Linked DNA regions of Mus musculus: region 2 is linked to region 1. Evidence: chromatin loops called from intact Hi-C (ENCODE). Cell type or tissue: left cerebral cortex. All regions are shown on one strand. Each heading gives the region's core, and the rest is flanking DNA. Links, peaks and the distances in the headings are about the cores only.

Region 1 (5,381 bases), core at 97-5,096:
TTCTAAATGTCAATTAATTCATAGTTTTCAAGCCTACATTATAAAATTTGTTCTGCTGAGTCAGTTAGTCATTATAAGTCAAGTGGCTTTTGCTTCTTCACCTTTTAGACGCTTTATCATATCCGACAAATCCAGAGGAGCCCGGATACAACATATGGGGCTACAAAGAATGCCTCTTAGTTGCTTAGTAAACAAATGTGGATTTCCAGATGAGCATGGCGTTGGGGGATTTTATGCAGATTTGTGTAATCTCCTACATAAATCTGATGCTTTCTGATTAGAACTCCATCCTGAGGTAGATGTTCTGAGGGAACTTGGATTTGTTTGCCTTTCACCCAAGACTCTTGCAGCCATCTGTCCATTGGATAAATTCGTTGATGTGTGAAAAGAACTTCAAATTCAACACGACCCACACAGGCCCTGGGCTCTGATAAGTAACAGTTCTCAACCTCAACCACTAAAGAATCAAAATGTCTATATTCTGCCTCTATTCTCCTATTCTTGGCATAGGACATCAATATTCTTCTAACTATGTCACCCAACATTTCAGAGTTATTCTAGATTCCAGCTATATTAGTGCTTTATCTGGGATGCACACAGGTTTAAGACACATCTCCAACAATGCCTCTGAGAAACAATCTTGGCACAGCAATGGTACCTGACCTCTTTCTCTGCTGCTAAAGGTACTGGTAATTTAGAACATGGACTCCTTGTGAATAGCAGCTTTACATGTGTAGATGAAGAAGATACACCCTTGTCTTCTCCCAAGCAAGACAACATAAAATGGCGACCCCATGTCCCCTACAAGGGGTCCTGATGGTTTTCTTTTTTTCTAGACCCTTATCTTCTGGTTTCATCTTTTATTTGGCCCTGTACCAACCTGCTCAGTATCACACTGATACCATTTTTCAGGGTTCAGAGGTTAGAGTGCACAGGGAAACATGTTTGAAGTTAAGGGACTGGGAAGTGGGAGGTAGGAAAGGACAGAATCCCTCTTCATGCCATTATGTGTTCTCCAAAGGCAACACATTTACCTTCATGGTCTTCCTTGAACTGGACTAACTCTTTTAGAAGTCTTGGAGGCTGTCTACCTGAACAGTAGCAAAACTCAAGTTCCCTGCGGCACCTCTGACCCTGTCTCAGTGGTCCTAGCTTCAATGGTCCTTGTCTCAGTGGTCCCAGCCTCAGTGGTCCCTGTCTCAGTGGTCCCTGCTTCAGAGTCCAGTCAACAACACAGCCATGCATGGCATACATAAAAACAGTCATTTGTTGTCTGTGTAGCCAACCACACATCCCATGAATGTTTTGGAATGTAAATGAAGACTACATGCTAAAATGAGAACATGTTACTAACCTCAGATCATCCTTATCATTAAGAAGTAATCAAAGCAAATTAGAACTGTCTTTTGACACATAATGCCCAGGGAACAGTGAGTGTCATGTTCTTACCTCATGAGCATTTCAGCTAAACTCTTTGCATCTGGGGAAGAGAAAGCTGATATTAGTATAAGATCAATAACTCATAATCAACATTTACTTAGAAGAAATCAACTCATTATAACCAGCCCTCCAGTTACATGGCAAGCCATTTCAAGTGCAATTGTTTACCAGGGTTGCACTAATGACCAGGGGCTTTGTGGTTCCTTATTTCTTCTACTCTTTTATGGGTTTTATTTATAACAGAAAGATGCATTAGTATCCCACAGCCATAAAATTGCAGACATCTATTAAAGTTTTTATTACAAACTATTTGTTTGTCACTTCTAGAAAAACCCAGTTTTATTTTCAACAGTCAAAAAAATTAACATTTGGGGAAAAGTCATTTATGGAGAACAAACCCACTCTTTCCATTACCCAGGAATGACACGTACGTGACTTAGGTCCAATCTGGATCACATTAGAGCGGCTTTAGTGTAGAGCTCTGTGGCCCCCAGGTTGGTCACTGAGTTTTACAAGCTTTGGATGTTTTATTTTAAACTCAGAAATAAAGCTTTATTGTACACCCCCTGCTCCCCTGCCGGCCAGTACACTGTTTATGGAGACCTGGTTATCACCCCTGACACAAGGAAACAAATCTCAAAATACTGTAGGACAGATCGACTTATTTGGTAACACTATTTAGAGATGCTCGCTTCCCTTAAAATATGATTTATGCTTTTTTACACATTCAATCCTGGCAAAAGTGAAGTTTCCTTTCCTGGAACACTGAAACCTTTTTTTTTTTCCTTTTAATTTCTTTCTTTGCTCTAAGACTTCATGTTAGGGATCCTGCTCAAGGAGCAGAAGTTTCTGGAAATGAATTTATTTAATGGTGTGTGGCTCCATACTGAAGGAACGCCTATGTAGGGACATTTCCACCTCCTTCTCTCGGGCTGTGATTTGCCTGTTATGTCTCATGTGTGGGAAGACATGGAGACAACCTCAGGTCAATTTCTTATCACCCGGAACCCCAAAGACCAGAAAGCTTGTTCTAGAAGCCACCAGGTCATGCCTATTCCCGTTGGCAGCCTCAACATGGTGCACAGATGGGTTCAGTCTAGAAGACAAAACTGGCCCCCTCTATTCCACCCACATGGAGAAACACAGGAAGCAAAATAGCACTGAATCTCTCAGCTCGTGTCTTTATATTTGTCTGTGAAGATGAAGTAAATAGCCCGAGTCTCTTCTCTTCCTGAATGATTTAACACGTACAAAGTAAATATATCTATGGAATGCCAGAAGCTGGGATTAATTAGCTCCATGAAACACCCAACAGGGGCTAGTACAATATGCTAAGAAAGAGGACCAAACTTAACACTTGTCTTCAACTTACACTGGGCTCGTAAATCTGAGATACCCAACCCCTACACTTGGCCATATACTGTGTCTTTGCTTCAGGTCAGCCTCAGCACTCCCTGGGGGCTTCTCAGGATGATGGGTAGGTGTCTTGGGCTCCACAAAGGACAATAGAATTCCCAAGTGTTCATCTAACTGCAGAGGTCTTGACTGGCCTCTTTCTCAGGCTCAGATCACTTCAGGATTTAGCTCCAAAGCCATGTCAGTCAACCCTGCCTATATCGACCTTTGAGAACAGATGTCTTCCTTCTGTTTGAGCTACCATGCCCTGCTTCCAACTCAGCTGATAATTTGAGGGAAGTTGTGCTAGTTGGAATTCCTTCTTTCTACAAGCTCCCTGGAACTAAGCTGAGTAGTTTGGAGTTTGGATGGCCTGAGTAGGGTAGCATGACCCTGGAGCATGCTCTAAGGATCTGTATCATACCATGCTTCTTAGGAGTGCAGGTTAAGTCCCTCTTAGTATTACTATGTGGCATTTAGAGATGAGGAGAGTGAGTTGTGAATATGTCCAGTGGTGAGAGGTCTGTCCAGTGTTTACAGCACGGACAATTTCTTTGCTGTTTTAGTGGTCCTTGATACCTGGAGCAGAATGAGAGTCAGACCCTGAGGGGTACCAAGGAACAGACACCTGGCCTCAGCAGGGTAAGGGAAATTATCTAAGGATAGTGGTGTATCAGGATGGGCCAATCTCAGGAGCTAGGGAGACTGATCTGTTTAGAAGAGACTTGGAACTTGAGGGGTTAGAATTGGTGGGCCATGCGCTCCACAGAAAATTTACAGGCACTGGAATAATGTGTGTGTTCAGGAAAGGACAGCTCTGTTTTACTCAATAGAGAGTTCGCTTGCATGGTGATGGATGAGGGTGGCCCCAACATCATAGAGGTGACTAGTGTGGTCTGAAAACTGTTACCTGGCTAAGATGAGGGGGATGCTGCTTGCAAACATGGTGGTAGAGGGTCGGGGGGGGGGGCAGACCCCAGCATTCATCATGTCTCTTACTCAGAAGGTTTAGACAGGAAGTTGGGTACAATGTTCTGCTACCAGCTTCCTACGGGGGTCCAGGTGAGAATCTGTGAGCACTGGGTTAAGAATTCCAGTAGTTTGGGGTTGCAAATGATAGTGTTATGTGATGTTGCCTTTGGAGATAAATTGAAAAAAAAAAAAAATCAGAGCTCTACCAGTTGTGATAGGGTGGGGACTGCATGGAATTCAGAGAAAGGCTAGAATTGGGGTGCACAGGATGAGACCAGAGTCTGGTAGGATATGGAGAGCTGGGGGACCTGTTTTAAAGCTAGAAGGTGTTAGGTGAGGCTGTTTAGAGACTGGCTAAGAGTCACATTAGGGAGGGATCTGAGCAGAGATGAGACTTGGAGCATTGTTCACGTTCACATAGGGAGGGGTGAAGAGCCGGAGGCACATCTCAGACATGCTTTCATTTAGGGGAAGGAGTGTTTCTGGAGCAAGTGAGTACATTTTAATAGTTCTGGAATATAGGATCTCTAATGGTGACGGAGGCTTTCAAATTAGCTTCCTTAATGAAATTTAGGATCCTTTCCCTCGGGCCTCAGGCAGCTATCGCAATATGTGCTACCTTTAGCGGGTCCAGAGCTGGGGTTGCGGGCCACCACAGTGGCTGTCCGCTGCCGTCTTACACCAAATGCCCCTTAAGTTCTAGGACACCCAGGGTGAGTTGTTCTCCCCCTGCAACACATATTCTCATAGAGCTTTATGTTGTTGGTTTTTTCTAGCTCAGACACCAACACTAGGTGATTCCTGCTCCAAGCTGGGCTTTCCATTCCCTAAAGAAGCAGCACCGAGAAGGACACTTGACTTGCCCTGTGCTTCCCTGGGCCACCCTTGCGATGGATGCTCTCAAAGGGACTCCTGCCGAGGAGCTCTTCAGCACAGTGTTGCTCAATGGGAGCTTCCATGGTGACTCCAACACATTTTCCATTCTACACTGCCCCACCCCCAAACCCCGAACTTGCAACTTCTCCAAGTTCCTCCTGTTCCGCAGCTATGGGTTCTCTCTGCTCCCTCCTGGATCCAGCAGCAATTGACACCAGAGCTCTTCTAGTTGCCTACAGCTGAATCTTCCCACGTGCCCACCCATTTAAATGCCTATATTCTTTTTCTTCTTCTTCCTCTTTATCTCTTGAGTACAGCCCAGTCCGTAAGTAGGGAAGTGGCCCAGAGACTTTTTCAGGGCACTCTTTTGTTGCTGTTTTGAGATAGGGTCTTGCTATATGGCCCAGGCTTGGTTCAGACTCCTGATCTTGCCTTGGGCCTTTCCAGTGCTGGGATCCCAGGTGGGTACCCTCTCACCTGGCTTTCTGAACCTACAGCTTTCCCCTCTGGTACTACAATTCTTGATGCACTTTCTACCTATCCATAGTGATGGGACCATCAGGATCCATCATCCACAAGCCACTCAGATGGTATCACCACTCCCGTGTCTGGGTTGAGTGTTCCCTTCTTGAGTTTAAATGCTCTAAAATTCTCAAGTACTTCTCAGAGGGCCTGATTTCTACTTAATTTCCTACTTA
Region 2 (5,381 bases), core at 321-5,320, 75 kb before region 1:
TGTGTGGCTCACCATGATCATATAGGGGTTACTACTCTGCTTTGTTGTGGCTGCAGCAATCTTGGTTCTAATCTGAGTCATGACATCACTGATGCGTTTTATAAAACTATGGCAGTGGTGCTGTGGGGGAAGGGAGTGCCTCTGTTAGGCATATGCCAAAGCTTTCCCTCAGATAAATCAACTCATATGAGAAGGACTCATATGAGAAGGAAAAGGGGAGGAGAGGGGAGAGGGAGGGAGGGAGGGAGGGAGGAAGGGGAGAGAGAGGGAGGGAGAGAGAGAGAGAGAGAGAGAGAGAGAGAAGCCAGAACAGTCCTTATATGCTTGGCTCCTGGCTCATACCAGGCCGTTGCTAGGTAACTGTAGGGTAACTGTAGCCTAGAGGAAAGGCTAGCTTGGTATACTGGGGTCACTGGCATCACCCAACTGTCTTTGCTTCATTTTCTTTGTCATGTTTTCTTTAAGCTTTCCCTGAAATGCACTTCCATAAATATTAATGTTTTATAGATAAGCTGAGCGGCACATGAATTGGATATTCTTCCTTGCTGCTTCCTTTAAAACATGCTGACCCAATGTTTTCCACTTCAAATTTCAAGAGCCAGGTGGATTTTTTTTTTTTTTTTGTAAGTTTATATGTTCTTTTTAGCTAGGACTCAAAAAGAAAATGGGCAGGCATTCTTAAAGGAGTGACTTTTCAGAAAATGTTATATCTATTTTTTTATTTTTAACAGCTTGAATAGAAGTTTTAGAGGATTGCTGTTGCCTGTGAACAAGGAAACATCTATTACAAAATCTTTCTTAAAACTTAGGACTTAACTAAAAAGCGCCCATAACACATTTTCCTTTTGCTTAGGATAGGGTGCAGAGGTAAGAGATTAAACAGAAGAAGAGGATGGGTCTGCCCAGGGCTTCTCAGACCTGGGAGAGCATGGCAGTTGTTGGGGGTAGTCGTTTTTAATCTTTATTGTTATTATTATTATTTTATTTTTTATATTTTACATTTCTTTTTTTTATGAGATATTTTCTTTATTCACATTTCAAATGTTATCCCCTTTCCTGGTTTCCCTTCCGAAAACCCCCTATCCCTTCTTCCCTCCCCCTGCTCACCAACCCACCCACTCCTGCTTCCTGGCTCTAGCAGTCCCCTATACTGGGGCATATAACCTTCACAGGACCAAGGGCCTCTCCTCCCATTGATGACTGACTAGGCCACCCTCTGCTACATATGCAGTTAGAGCCACGAGTCCCACCCTTTGTTTTCTTTGGTTGGTGATTTAGTCCCTGGGAGCTCTAGGGGTACTGGTTAGTTCATATTGTTGTTCCTCCTATGGTGCTGCAAACCCCTTCAGCTACTTGGGTACATTCTCTAGCTCCTTCATTGGGGACCCTGTGCTCCTTCCAATGGATGGCTGTGAGCATCCACTTCTGTATTTGTCAGGCACTGGCAAAGTCTTTCAGGAGACAACTTTATCAGGCTCCTGTCAGCAAACTCTTGTTAGCATCCACAATAGGGTTTGGTTTTTGGTGGTTGTTTATGAGATGGATCCCCAGGAGGGGCAGTCTCTGGATGGTCATTCCTTTAGTCTCTGCTTCACACTTTGTCTCTGTATCTCCTCTCTTGGGTATTTTGTTCCCCTTCTAAGAAGGACCAAAGTATCCACACTTTGGTCTTCCTTCTGCTTGAGTTTCATGTGCTTTGCAAATTATATCTTGGCTATTCCAAGTTTCTGGGCTAATATCTACTTACCAGTGAGTGCATATCATGAGTGTTCTTTTGTGATTGGGTTACCTCACTCAGGATGATATCCTCCAGATCCATCCATTTGTCTAAGAAAGAATTCTCAACTGAGAAATACCGAATGGCTGAGAAGCCCCTAAAAAAAAAAAAAAAAAAGTTCAACATCCTTAGTCATCAGGGAAATGCAAATCAAAACAACCCTGAGATTCCACCTCGTACCAGTCAGAATGGCTAAGATCAAAAACTCAGGTGACAGCAGATGCTGGCAAGGATGTGGAGGAAGAGGAACACTCCTCCATTGCTGGTGGGATTGCAGGCTTGTACAACCACTCTGGAAATCAGTTTGGCAGTTCCTCAGAAAATTGGGGATAGTTCTACTGGAGGATCCAGCAATACCACTCCTGGGCATATATCCAGAAGATGCTCTAACATGTAATAATGACACATGCTCTACTATGTTCATAGCAGCCTTATTTATAGTAGCCAGAAGCTGGAAAGAACTCTGATGTCCCCAACAGAGGAATGGATACAGAAAACATGGTACATTTACACAATGGAGTACTACACAGTTTTTAATCTTTCTAAAGACACCATAACGTTCAATCCTATTGTCATTATGACCTTTTCCATATCTTACAACGAAATAGAGTTATCAGGAGGCAAATTCCTCATCACAGGTCTCCTCTGGCCACTCACTACTATGGAGACTTCTCCATCAAAACTGCTAGTCACCTCTCTGCATTTCCTAATCTTTGGTCTCTTCCAGTTGTCCCACTTGACCTGGGTGAGCAGCTATTTCAACTGTCCTTCTGCTATCCTCCTAAGACCCAGTGTCAGCTAAAATTTCACCAGCCTACTTGATGTTGCCTAACACTGGCCGAATCCTTCTCTGAGAGTTTCTTTCTTGTGTGTCTGTGTGTACATGCGTTTTTATTCTAGTCTTGAGCCTGTAGATGCTACTAGAGAAATCCACTTTGTGGTGTCCGTTTCTTTCACTGTGAGAGTATCCTGTATAATTTCCTAGTTGACCCCCCTCTCCCTCTCCCTTTCTCTCTCTCCCTTCTTCTCTCTCTCTCCCTCTCTCCCTCCTTCTCTCTCTCTTCCTCCCTCCCCTCCCCCTACCGCCACACTTATCCTAGCTGGTTTCTTTGTGACTTTCTGGGCAATGGCTAATGTGCCTCTTCCTTATTTCCCTCAGGTTTCCAACTCCCTTCCCTCCCACACTCTCTGAAGCTCAGTGTGATGGTTAGTCTTAATCTTCAACTTGACTAGATTTAGAAACATGTGGGAGGGGGAATGTCTGTGAGGGACTTTCTGGATTGGGGACCTCATCTTTTCCTTCTCTCCGTCATTCCCAGCACTCCCACTCCCTGCCTTTGTCCCTCTGCGATGTAATACCTTCTGTCTTATGGTGACACAGCCTTAGCAAAGCTGGCACCTTGATTTTAGTCGTCTCAGTCTCTAAAACTGTGAGAAATGTATTTCTGTACTTTGTAAATCAACCGGCTTTTGTCATTTTGTTATAATAGCAGAAATGGATTGTAGTAGTTTATGAGAAAGAAACAAAAGAGCTTTTACTAACTAACTGGTCATATACTTAAAGCACAAAGCATTATGAAGGAGTTTGGAGGATGGCCATTAACTTTGTGACTATAAGGATCTGGGTAGTAGGTGTCTAGTAGGAAATAGAAATTTTTTTAAAGATGGGTGTGTGTTTTTCCTGTCTGCTCTTACTGACTATTGGTGTTAGGTTTGAACCTTTGGAATGCTCTAAGATCAGTTAAAGTTAAGACCTGAGAGCAAAGGGGTTGGCTCAGGCTATCTCTGCTAGATAAATACAGCCGTTAGATAGATAACTCTGTTTGTATTATATTTCTCGGTTTGTTTATAAAGGTTCAGAGAGCCATTCTCAATGGCTTTATATGCTTTAGCACCTGGAAACTCAAGGTGACAGGCTCCTTGTCACTGCTGACTTCTATCCATTTCATATTCCCTTCTTTATACTTTTGTTTTTAAAGACAAGGTCTCATGTATCCTGGCATGATAACTCATAAATGCCATGATTACAGATAGGAGCAACTATACCCAGGGCCTTCTACATGCTAGGGAAGCACTCTACCCACTCCTCACACTTTGTTCCAAATGTGTTCAGGCATCAGGTAAAGATGGTCCTGCTCCTGTTCTGCAGGCAGAGAGTTCTGGAGTTTAGAGAAAAGAACAACCAACTTCCTCCCATTGAAGGGTCTTTAGTGATGCAGCTCTGAAGGCTTTCTGCTGTTTTATACGACTAGCCTCTCCCACCCTGGCCTCGGAGCTAGCAACCCATCAGGCATTTTAAATAGCCATTCTGTGTTCTGACACAAATCTGTCATTGGGAAGCTAAAAGACATTTAGACGTGGTGTCTTAATTTTGGTGATATGGTGCCGATTGACTTTGTGCTCAGTTTAATAGAGTCATCCTCTTGCCCCTTGGTGGTGATGACATGCTCACTGCCCTAGGCTGTGAGCCAGAGTCAACATCCCATGTAAGAAAGTCATCCAGCTCCTTGCAGAGGAAGAATGATGATAGATTTCCTGCTCCACCTGCTCCGCCCCCACCAGCTGTTGGGAACTCATTTTCCTTTGCAGTCCCAAAGCTGATAAATTATCTCTTCAGAAATAGCAATTCTAGTTTATCCAAACTGATGGGCCCTCAAGGGATGGACTAGATGTTGGTTGTCCACTTTATTATAGAGAAGGTATGGACATTCATGGTCAGGACTCTCATGGTAAACTTTCAGATTTGTGTTACTTTTCAAAATGTATACACACACACCATGTAGAATTGAATGTAATTAAAACAACTAAGAACATCTCTATCTACAGCATGTGGGTTACTTGCAACATGCACTACATTTCTTGGAAAATTTGTAATTGTGTCATACACATGCTACAGAATGAAATAACTGGCCAGTCAGGATGCAGTCCTGATTCTTTGACTCTATCTTCTGTTTTCTTAACATAAGTAGTACTTAAACTCAGGCACTAGATAGACCCCCGTTGAAAGGAAGCCAGACTTCTCACAGATCTCTGAGATACATGCTGAAGTCATGTGTTACTTACTGGCCTATGTATTGCTGGTAATCAATGATAGTAATGACAATTTGATCTCATAATGTAAATTCAAAGGCAAATACAAACATCTAAGCATTCAGAACTTTCTTGTGTTTTACTGGCTAATGTTTATGCAAAAGCCTATAAGATGATGTATATGTATTATACCCAGATTTGGGGATTCTTGTGAATTTATGAACTCCAGAGTAAATAGATGGTGCTTTATGATAGAGGACTGCATAACTGTCCTAGATAAAGATGTGGAGTTCATGATCTTGATACTCAAGTTTCTACACTGACAACGGGTCTCCATCTTCGAATCCAGGTAACCCAAAGTGCAGCCTCACTCTCATGTTTATGTCCTAAGTCTCTACCCAGTGGTGAACCAGTCTAGAGAGTCCAGGAGAGGCATCATGAGCCTCCACTGATTGATGTTTTTATTCTTCTCTCTTTGTGGTAAGGTGCAAGTTCAGGGGTGACAGCAGCTTGGGAAGGAAAGTGTATCTTGTCATTGAATTTTGTTTTAGTCTTTCTTCTGCTGCTGTGACAA

What was found. Hi-C counts contacts between places; a loop is a spot of excess contacts. Peaks named below come from ENCODE experiments on the same cell type or tissue, not always from the same donor. Only the 100,000 strongest peaks of a DNase experiment are listed, where the experiment ranks them.
Region 2: it touches region 1 in a loop (8-fold over the local background); 3 of 42 quality-filtered maps call a loop at or near these places.

What each region holds. Positions count from the first base shown.
Region 1 is chr16:96,627,919-96,633,299 of GRCm38, forward strand. It overlaps Dscam (DS cell adhesion molecule), which reads right to left. Exons shown (of 33, transcript NM_031174.4): 28 at 1,450-1,480. Among named protein-coding and RNA genes, the nearest start is that of Gm32509, 88 kb to the right of the region's middle. In left cerebral cortex, for the core only: no CTCF peak of the experiment used is centred there; DNase peaks (open chromatin) are centred at 297 and 2,569; H3K27ac peaks cover 2,697 bases.
Region 2 is chr16:96,552,530-96,557,910 of GRCm38, forward strand. No RefSeq gene overlaps it. Among named protein-coding and RNA genes, the nearest start is that of Pcp4, 88 kb to the left of the region's middle. In left cerebral cortex, for the core only: no CTCF peak of the experiment used is centred there; a DNase peak (open chromatin) is centred at 3,072.